Regions from separate parts of the Homo sapiens genome. Here region 1 is linked to region 2. Evidence: chromatin loops called from intact Hi-C (ENCODE). Cell type or tissue: GM12878. All regions are shown on one strand. Each heading gives the region's core, and the rest is flanking DNA. Links, peaks and the distances in the headings are about the cores only.

The links. Hi-C counts contacts between places; a loop is a spot of excess contacts. Peaks named below come from ENCODE experiments on the same cell type or tissue, not always from the same donor. Only the 100,000 strongest peaks of a DNase experiment are listed, where the experiment ranks them.
Region 1: it touches region 2 in a loop (4-fold over the local background); 5 of 110 quality-filtered maps call a loop at or near these places.

Annotation. Positions count from the first base shown.
Region 1 is chr10:108,357,056-108,362,446 of GRCh38, reverse strand. No RefSeq gene overlaps it. Among named protein-coding and RNA genes, the nearest start is that of LINC01435, 290 kb to the right of the region's middle. In GM12878, for the core only: no CTCF peak of the experiment used is centred there; a DNase peak (open chromatin) is centred at 3,346.
Region 2 is chr10:108,542,149-108,547,539 of GRCh38, reverse strand. No RefSeq gene overlaps it. Among named protein-coding and RNA genes, the nearest start is that of LINC02661, 160 kb to the left of the region's middle. In GM12878, for the core only: a CTCF peak has its summit at 2,841 (motif pointing right); DNase peaks (open chromatin) are centred at 1,430 and 2,819.

The DNA of each region.
Region 1 (5,391 bases), core at 299-5,298, 190 kb after region 2:
CACTCAGCTCAACTCCTCTCCCTACTCTGTAATCATCTGTGAAGAACCTTTCTTTCGCTTCTTTTTTTGTTTGTTTTTTAATTCTGAAGTGGTATGCTAAAAACACAGTGCAAAAAGTGTAGTTTTTTTGGAAAACAACAAGTAATTTGATGCTTTCTCTTTGCTGAAATGGGCTTTTCCTTTGCTGAAATGGACTTTCCTGATGAATTCACCTGGGTAAGGCCTCGTGTGTACCAGTACATTACATTTGGGAAGAAATATGTATTAATATTCTGAGCAAATAGCTTGAGAAGGAATGTGTTTATCTGCATTTTACCAAAAGCTAATGGAATAGGTGTCCTAGCCTAAATAATTCATTTGGAGGACTGTTTAAGATAATGTGGATTGGGTTGAATCTTGTATGAGCTTTTACAGTTCCTCTTAGAGATGTGATTAATTTAAATACATCTCTACCCTTTGCCCTCTTCAATAAGGAGCTCCATGAATTATTGATCAAATGCATAAATTTGCTGAGGAGACTCAGTGACTCAAAGTTACAAAGGTATGAAGCAACCAAGTCAGAGTTGTATAATGAGTTGAGTACCAGTTTGCATCACCAGCTAGCTGCGTGACCTTCAATAACTCATGCAACCACTCTAGGCCTCAATTTTCTCATTGGTAAATACAGTGCTTTTCCTGTACCCCATCACCTGCCAACCATACCCTGTTCCCACTTCCATGTTGTTGTAATGCTTAAATAAGACATTCATGAAAACTTATAGCAAACTAAAATATGTAAAACACATGTCCTATTATCCATTACATTTTCCTCTCTTTTGTATAGCAGAATCAGATGAAGAAAATGGAACCTATTTTATGACTTTAAAGCAGTTTAAGTAAAAGTTAAGTTTTTTATGGATGGCAAAACCAGTTTTAGAGGCAAAGTATCTCATTCCAACTGACTTGCTGTAAATCATTGCCTTCTGAACACTCTTTCTTTCAAAGTAATAACCTTTCAGAGTTCGGGTCAAATACTGGTTATATATGCTTTAGTGCAGTGAATCTCCACATTGATTACCCATTGTAGTTACCTGTGGTCTTTGAAAACATTATTAATGCCCTAGTCTTCGTCTCAGTCAGAGTCCCTGAAGACAGGATCCAGTACTTGTATTACTGAAATATCCCTGGGAATATTTCAAATAGATAAATCAGCATTGATATGAACCAAATAGATGAAATCTTTAGATAAGAGTCTTAAAACATTTTTTCATCTACAAGCGGACCATGGAGAAATGTTTTGTATAGTCAGCCTATGAATGCCATTGATTTAGATATTCTTTTTAGAAGAAAGTTTACACTGAATCATCCCATTTGATTAAGTAGTTTAAGAAAGCTTTGAATATGTTTTGAGGACAATGTTTGAGTGACATTTCTAAAAGGACCAATGAAGAAGATCTGTTTGAGATACAGGGTTAATGGGCAGGTTAGGTGGGAAAGAGATCAGGCTATAGTTACAAGTTTGGGTGTAGAAGCAGTTTAGAAGCTTAGGGAAGACTGTGACACTGGAAAAGATGTGGAGAACTGAGGGGCATTTACTGCAGGGTATAGGTAAAAAGAACTGTGGCTGGAAGGAACAGGAGTCTAAGGCCCAGCACTGGGTCCTGCATTTAAGTTCAACCAAACTGGAAGAAGACTAGAAAATATGGTGCACAGATTTGGGGAGGAGTATAAGAAGAAAAACTAGAGATATTAAAGTCTTTTTTTCCCTCAATCCCAGATATGTCTCGCATGTGGTGCAGGTCTGACCCTACAGATGGATAAATCATTGATTCCAGTTGTGGTATCTAAACAGAACTAAAGGAAGAAAATGAGATAGAGGGGCTGGTGTTCCATCTGAATGGAGCATGCTGCGTTCATTGTGTAATCTTCTTTGTTACTAACCACACTGAAGTGGGCAGCAGACAGGTGACTTGCCATGACTCTTTCATGTGGCTGTGATTGTGTATTAAAAGGTACTTTTGTCAGAGAAGTGTTATTCTTGATCTTATCTCTGGCATCTCCACAATGTCAACCTTTTATGCTCTCTTTCTCATCTTTATGGCCTCTGAATGACGACATGTTAATAACCACAGGCCTCAGCTGTAGTCTCCCTAAATCATTCAAGTACTCCTCACCTTTTGTTAAACATTTCATGATTCAGTCCTGGACTGGTTTGTGATTCACTTCCCATAAGAAATGGGCAACTGGATCAAGGATTGAATATATTTTGGTTTTATCCTGAATACTTATTAATTACTGTGTGTCACAAGTGCACACCGGGTTTGCAGATCCAGGAGGTTGTATAGAGTCACCTAGTTTTAAGAGGTCAAAGAAAGAAGCTGTCCAGAAATCAGGAAAACAAAACTATGTTTTAGGGTAGCTTCAAATCAGATGGTATTGATTATTTTTCAACTTCTATAGTATTTCTATTTTATTATAAGACTGTTGGCCGGGCACAGTGTTTCACACCTGTAATCCCAGCACTCTGGGGGGCCGAGGTGGGTGGATCACCTGAGGTCGGGAGTTCTCCATGATCAACATGGAGAAACCTCGTCTCTACTAAAAATACAAAATTAGCCAAGTGTGGTGGTGGATGCCTGCAATCCCAGCTACTCAGGAGGCTGAGGCAGGAGAATTACTTGAATCTGGGAGGCGGAGGTTGCGGTGAGCCGAGATTGTGTCGTTGCACTCCAGCCTGGGCAACAGAGCAAAACTCTGTCTCAAAAAAAAAAAAAAAAAAAAAAAATAGATTGTAAGGGTGAGGGTGAAAGGAGGAAAGCAGACAGCAGATACATTTATGGCCTGAATTATATGGTCATCATTGTATGAAATAATAATACAATAATAACAATTCATGACAATAACTAGTATTTATTCACTACTTCTTTGTGTTTGTATCATCACATCATTTAATTCTTACTAAAAGTCTATGAGAATTTTACAATAGGAACCACACTTTCCAGTTGAGGAAACTGAGGCCTTGAAAAGTTGATTGATGTCCCCAGATTAGACAGGAGTATTAGTAGTCTAACTTTAAAATTGTGTGTTTTATGAAGCTCTGCTATCTCCCTACCGAAACAAAATAGTGCAGGTAGCTAGAACGTGCCTGGAATCATTAAGAGACAGATACTGAATTTAAGATTTTTGTTTTACCTTTATTTTCCCAAACAAATGAACAATAAAGTTAAACTTATCAATATTTCATTTTCTTTTATCAATAAAACTGTGCCCTCTAGGGTCAGCTGGTGGTAAAATTACATCTTTTTACCAATAATTTCAGTATCCTGAAAACATGAGTAATTTGCTGAGGTAACTGAATGAGTCACCAGCCAACAACGCAGTCCCACTCAGTCCATTAGATTGAACTACTTCCCATGATGAATGAACTAAAGGTCCGGGTTTGTGACTCAATAACATAAGAGAGGAAGGTTTGCCTGTTTCAGAAATGGATTCTCATGACTACACCATGCCTGGCAGTGAGCAATTGCAATTTCCTCCAGGTGAATATCTTTCCGCCCACTTTTAATGAGTGGGTTTGTTAATATCACTGTGCCTCCAACATGCTATGTATTATAATGCCAGTTGTTTCTCTCTGCTCTTGTTCCAAATGGCTTCCATAATTACTTTTGCAGATACTGTAAGATAACTTCAGGATATAAGTCAACAATAAAACTCAGAAGCTAATGAAAATGGACTTTTTCAGGAGATTATTCAGTGTGTGAAAACAAATACATTCTTTGTGTCAGCTTCAGGTACTATGAGTTATGAATCCAACACTTCTTAGTATTAGGAAATGTGCTCTCAATTACTTGTGGTTGGGAATTGTTCCTATTGCTTCTTGGGTGATGGGAACTATGAAAATAATTTTCATAGATCAGGATCACATTTCTCAGAGGAAATTAAAACAAAAAGATTGTATACTGGTAAATTTTGCATTTTATGTGAATTTAGAGATTTTAAAGAATTTTCACAATGAACCTGGGAGGAAACCAAGCAAAAACTATCATCTCCATATTTCTGGTGAGGAAACAGGTTCAAATGGGTCATATGTCTGCTGATGGTCATACAGCAATCCAGTGAAGAAATCAGCCAGTTCATCTTAATATAGTATTTTATTTCATAACCCAGTAACACATTGGGCATGCTACATCCCAAGCGCTAAATGAGATGCATGAATGAGACATTGCAATTCCTGCCTGAAGCCATATTCAAAGTTAAGATGATTAGAAAAGCAGAATTTTTCTTTTGTGAATTACTTTAGGACCAAATGATAAAACATAGCATCCTTTATATACAAGAGAAAACAGAAAGCAACTTTTCACAAACATAGTCCCAATTCTGTATAATTTGGGATGGTTCTTGAAAGTCATAAACTCAAACATCCAACCCATTGTACCAACCACTCTGGTCCAGATACAAGGAAAGTTTATTAAAACCAAAGTCAGGCCAGGCGCGGTGGATCATGCCTGTAATCCCAGCACTTTGGGAGGCCGAGGTGGGCGGATCATGAGGTCAGCAGATCGAGACCATCCTGGCTAACATGGTGAAACCCTGTCTCTACTAAAAATACAAAAAATTAGCCGGGCGTGGTGGGGGAAGCCTGTAGTCCTAGCTACTCGGGAGGCTGAGGCAGGAGAATGGCGTGAACCAAGGAGGCGGAGCTTGCAATGAGCCAAGATCGCGCCACTGCACTCCAGCCTGGGCAACAGAGTGAGACTCCGTCTCAAAAACAAACAAACAAAAAACAAAGTCAGTGGAAATAACATTTACTTTGCCTGCAGATCTGAATGATGGGCGGGGTTCAGACTTCTGTTCCACTAAACTTCAGATAGAGTATCTCAAAGATTGGGGTCTGTATTCACTTAATGAGTAAGTGCTCACTCACATGTCTGGTGCCTGGGCAGGGAAGACTTGAACTGCTAGGGACTAGAACAGCTGAGACTTTCCTTATGTCTCTACCTCCGTCTATCTCCATGCAGTTCCTGAATGTTATTTCCAGCGTGACATCTTCAAGGTAGTCAGACTCATCACAAGACTGCAAAGGTATGTGTGTGTCTGAATATGCATGCATGCACACACACACGCACGCACACACACACACACAAAGATATTCCGTCATTTTTAAACTTTGACTTGGAAATGGCATAGATTAACATCTGCCTTAGTTTATAGACTCATTCAGATTCACGGGGAAAGAATTTAGACTTCAGCTGTCAGTATGGAAATGCCAATATCTCCATAAGATGGTCAATATGTTAGGATACATGAATACAATCTGCCATACTCTTCTATGCTCATCCTACTTCAGATTGAATATTTCTGTAGTTAAGTTGAGCTATTCTATTTCTGTGTAATTCTTGGTTAAAGACACTT
Region 2 (5,391 bases), core at 315-5,314:
CAAAGAGGATTATTCGCTGCTGGAAAGTAAGTAAAAAGCATCACAGAAGAGGCCAGACTCTCTGGCTCATACCTGTAATCTCAACAATTTGGGGGGCCAAGGTAAGAGGATCACTTGAGCCTAGGAGTATGAGACCAGCCTGGGCAATATGGCAAGATCTTCAAGACCTTGGCTCTACATAAAAAAAAAAAAAAAAAAAAAAAAGCACGCTGAGCATGCTCCTTGCTCCTCTGGTCCTAGGGAGACTGAGGTGGAAGGATTGCTTGAGCCCAGGAAGTAGGGGCTGCAGCTGTGATTGCATCACTGCCCTTCAGCCTGGGAGACAGTGCAAGGCCTTGTCTCAAAAAAAAAAAAAAAAAAAAAAAAAAAAAAATCAAGGAAGAGGACCCTTTTGCTTCAAATAAGCAAAAAGAAAAGAATAAAGTGAATTTGTTTTCCTATATGGTAATTGTGAATTTTTCTATTCCATAAGGTAATAGGGTCATAAATGCTGCTAGCTGATGAGGCTGGGCCACTGCAACACTTAGGTGACATATCCATTAGTTGCAGGTACTGCTAGAACCAGTGTTACTAGTACTGCCACCATCTGCCAGTAACTGAGAACCAACACTCTTCCCAGTACTGCACCAAGAGGAACCTAATGCATATTTCATAAGCTTTCTAGGTAGATAGATGTCCATGTTCCATGGAGTGGTCCACCATTTGCTAGCTCTATGTCCTTGTGATATTCCTTTATTTTCTCTACTTCTCACTTTTTCATGTGTAAAATGAGTCTCCTGGTGCTATTCATCTTATAGGTTGTTTTCAGTACAGTTGGTCTCTGACATACCATGTTTTGACTTACAATTTTTCAACTTTACAGTGGATTTATCAGGACATAAGTCCATCATAAGTCAAAGAGCATCTCTATTATGTAAAGTGTGTATCACAATGCCTAGAACACAATAAGCTCTTGGTGAAGAGTTTTCTATTATTATTCTTTTTAGTGTTTTCGTTAATATTGTTGTTAGTTTCTCTTTCTTACCTATGAAAACTACATGAGAGATACAGGACTTTGGTGACTTGAAAAGCTAAATCACTAAATAAGTGTCATCATAAAGAATGATATCCAGAGAAAGGATTATGAGAAGATGGTAGAGTAGGAAGCACCAGGAATCCATCTACTCACCTACATAAAAATTACAGTGGAAGAATCTGTTTGATGTAAATATTTAGAACTATTAAAGGCTTTCAACTTCCAGAAGATTTTAGTTGTATATTGTGATTAATTTTGTTCAATTGCAGCTCTCAGTGCAGTAGCAACTACCTGTCTATCTGTAGCCACCGCCTCCCCAGCCTCCCACTCCCTACTCCTCACAGTCATAGAGGAGGGCATCCATTGTCTGTTGCACCTGCCCCCATTTGTTGATTGTTGCAAGCCCCTCCCCTCTGGCTGAAGTGACTTCCTGGAGGTTTACAGGGCCAGTGATTTTCATTTTCACTTCATGTTCTCTTTTTTCCTTTATGAGAGTCAGACATTGTTAAAGATTAAGATATTAAAAAGCAACCACATATGTGCAGAAATTAGAAAGCCACCACAATTGCTCAAGGAAAGGTGCAGGCTCAGCAAAGACCTAAACAGCCTCAAATTTATACCTCAAGTTCATCATCAGCACAGAGAAAACCAGCAGCACAATTAAATTTTTAAAAAAGCAAACATCAAAAAAAAAAAAAAACATCCAAGTGAAAAAGAATAAAATTGGACCCGTAATTAACACCATATATAAAAATTAACTCAAAATTAATGTAAGACCTAAATATAAGATCAGAAGTGATAAAAGTCTTAGAAGAAAGTGAAGCACAGGGCACATCTTTATGTTGAGAATTCCTAAAACCCAAGAACAAAAACAAAATAAAATTTATAAATGAGGAAGATACTTGAGTAGACATTTCTCCAAAGAAGATATACAAAGGATCAAGTATTAGGGACATTAGGCACATGATTAGGGAACATCCCTAATCATTAGGGAAGTAGAAATCAAAACTACAATGGGATACCCTCTCGCACCCATTAGAACGGCTGCTATCCGAAACAAAAACAGATAAAAAGTGTTGGTGAGGAGGTGAACAAATTACAATACTTGTGCATCGTTGGTAGGAATATAAAATGGTACAACCACCGTGGAAGGCAGTATGATAGTTCCTCAAAAAATTAAAAATAGAATTAACATAAAATCCAGGAGTTCCAGTTGAAGGTATATACTCAAAAGAATTTGAAGAGATATTTTGAAGAGATATTTGTAGAATTATATTCACAGTAACATTAGCTAATACGTAGAATCAAACCAAGTGTCCATTGACAGATGGATGAATAAGTAAAATATGGTACATCCAATGGAATATTATTTAGCTTTAAAGGAAGGAAATTCTGGCATGTTTACAAGATGGATGAACCTTAAGGACATTATTCTATGTGAAATGAGCTGGCACTAAAGGACAAATGCTGTATGATTCCACTTGTGTGAGGTATTTAGAGTAATCAAATTCATAGAGACTGTGGGTAGCAAGCCACCCAGGTGCCGAGGCAAGAGACCGAAGGCACAAGCTGTTCCAGTATAATAAAATATATAGAATCAGAATAGTTATACTAGAAATAGATTATAGATATGATTATGAATATTATTAATAATTAGTTTGTAGCATTACTCTTTACTCCAATATTATAGTAATATTTCTTCTACAATTATAACCTAGGAAAAACCAGGCCATGCAGAGATAGGAGGTGAAGGGACACGGTGAGAAGTGACCAGAAGATGAGTGTGAGCCCTCTGTTATGCCCGGGCAGGGCCACTAGAGGGCTCCCTGGTCTAGCGGTAACACCAGTGCCCGAGAAGGCACCTGCTACTTAGCGGACCTTGGTCTAGGGATAGCACCAGTGCCTGGGAAGGCACCCGTTACTTAGCAGACTGGGAAAGGGAGTCTCCCTTTCCCCGGGGGAGTTACAGAAGAATCTGCTCCATCACTTCTTGTGGAAGGCCTGACATCGGTCAGGCCCACCCACAGCCATCCGGAGGCCTAAACGTGTCTCTGTGATGCTGTGCTTCAGCGGTCACGCTCCTGGTCCACTTTCATGTTCTGCCCTGTACACCTGGCTCTGCCTTCTAGATAGTAGTAGCAGAATTAGTGAAAGTATTAAAGTATTTGATCTTTCCGAGAAATACATAAAAGAAATAATGATGTAAGCTGTCCCCTCTCTCCACCTTGGCTACCAAATAGGGAAGGGACCCCTGTCTGGTAGACACGTGACTCGCATGACCTTACCCATCATTGGAGATAACTCACATTCCTTACCCTCTTGCCTTGTATACAATAAATAACAGCGCGGCCAGGCATTCGGGGCCACTACCGGCCTCCGTGCCTTGGTGGTAGTGGTCCCCCGGGCCCAGCTGTCTTTTCTTCTATCTCTTTGTCTTGTGTCTTTATTTCTATGATCTCTCGTCTCCATACACGAAGAGAAAAACCCACAGGTCCTGTAGGACTGGACCCTACAGAGACAGAAAGTAGAATGGTAGCTTTCCAGGGCTATGGGAATGGGGAAATCGGGAGTTATTGTTCAATGAATATAGAATTTCAGTTTTCCAGTTGAAAAGAGCTCTGGAGATGAATTGTGGTGATATTTGCACAACAATATGAAGGGACTTAGTATGACTAAACTGTACACTAAAAGATGGTTAAGATAGAAAATTGTAGTTTATATGTGTTTTGCCACAATTTTTAAAAAATGAAAAGAAAAAAGAATCAGATCCAATTTTGACTTTTGGACTGTGCTATTTGTACTTCTATGGTAAAGTGAATGGTACTCCTGACTTAGCAGATTTCAGACATGTTTAGAGAAGATTTTTACTCATCTTTGTATCACATGCAGTTAATAATGAATAAATAATATTCATTCAACAGAAAGTTATTAAACACTTTCTAATGTACTTGACACTGTGCTGAGTAAGACATATCTTCTGAGATATTTGCAACATTTTCTGTTCTTTAGATTTATTTTATAATTTTTATTGAATTGGTTGTAATGATGCCCATTTATTTTGTTATATTTTTTAACTCAAGAAAGTGTTGTTTTACTTTATTTTAGTTTACACTTTTGGTTGTTGCTTTTGATTCATTTAGTTTTTGTTGTTGTTGTTGTTCCAGGACAGCATGTGTGTTGTCTCTGCCATACACTTTCCATCTTTGTATTCATTATTCTAATCAGTTTTTTAATCTTCCTATATTGAGGAAACTGAAATTGTATCATTTGTTCCTAATCTTCTGCAGCATCAATGCTGCTCTTCAGTGCCTCCAATGCTAATTTATCCATTTCCTACTAGTCTTTTGTTACTTGTGTACTTTACCCACACACACATCTTTCCTTTTATCTTGTTATACCTTTTCTTCTTTTGGATTTCAATTTTTTTAAGCCATGTGTACTCATAATTCCTAAAATTCGTATTAGATCATATTATTTTAGTAACCTTTCCAATAATGTTCTTTTTCCTGATCTACATGATTCCCCATTAGCCTTAATTTCTTTGTGTTTTCTCTTTCCTCTGCTTCATACAAGTGAGAGCTATCTGGGCTTGATTTCTGTAAAGAGGCTGATGATGTTTTTTGGCCCCTTTTATGTCTATTTCTGTGAAAATCAAATTCCTTAAGAGCTCTACAACTTAAGGGAAGATTCATGTGCTCAGGCAACTCTTTTGATTCCCACTTTATAGGTGATGAAACTAAGTCACTAAGAAACTTTCCCAAGGTTACACAACTGGTAAGCAGTAGCAGTGAAGTCAGCAGTGAAACCCAGGCAATCTGTCTTCAGAGTCCATGACATAAACCACTGTGTCAAATACTTCCTGGTGCCTTTTCTTTTAACTTTTGTCAATGTATACTATAATCAGAGAAGAACACATACATCTTAAGTTTACAGCTTGATAAATATTTACAAACACAGCACACCTATACAGTCAGCTTCCAGAATATTACCAATTCCCAGTCTCTACCATGCCCGTGAGATTTACCATTGTTCTACTTCTTTAATAGAAAAAAAATAGTTTCACCTGTTTTTGTACTTTTATACAAGTAGAAATAACAGTATTTATTGTGCCTGGTTTCTTTCTTAAACATTACGTTAAGTATATCCATTCAATAATTCCTTTGCTATAAAGTAATGGCATTGTAGGAATATCCTGGGTATGTATTAATATATTCATTGTAATGCCGATGGACATATGGGTAGTTTCTATTTGTTTTTGTTTTTTGGAGGGAAGGGGCTATAAAAATATTGCATTTTAGTTAACATTTCAGATGTGCATATGTCGAAGGGTGGACTTTCTGAGTCTTAGGATAGTCCATTGCTCAGCTCTGTTAAAT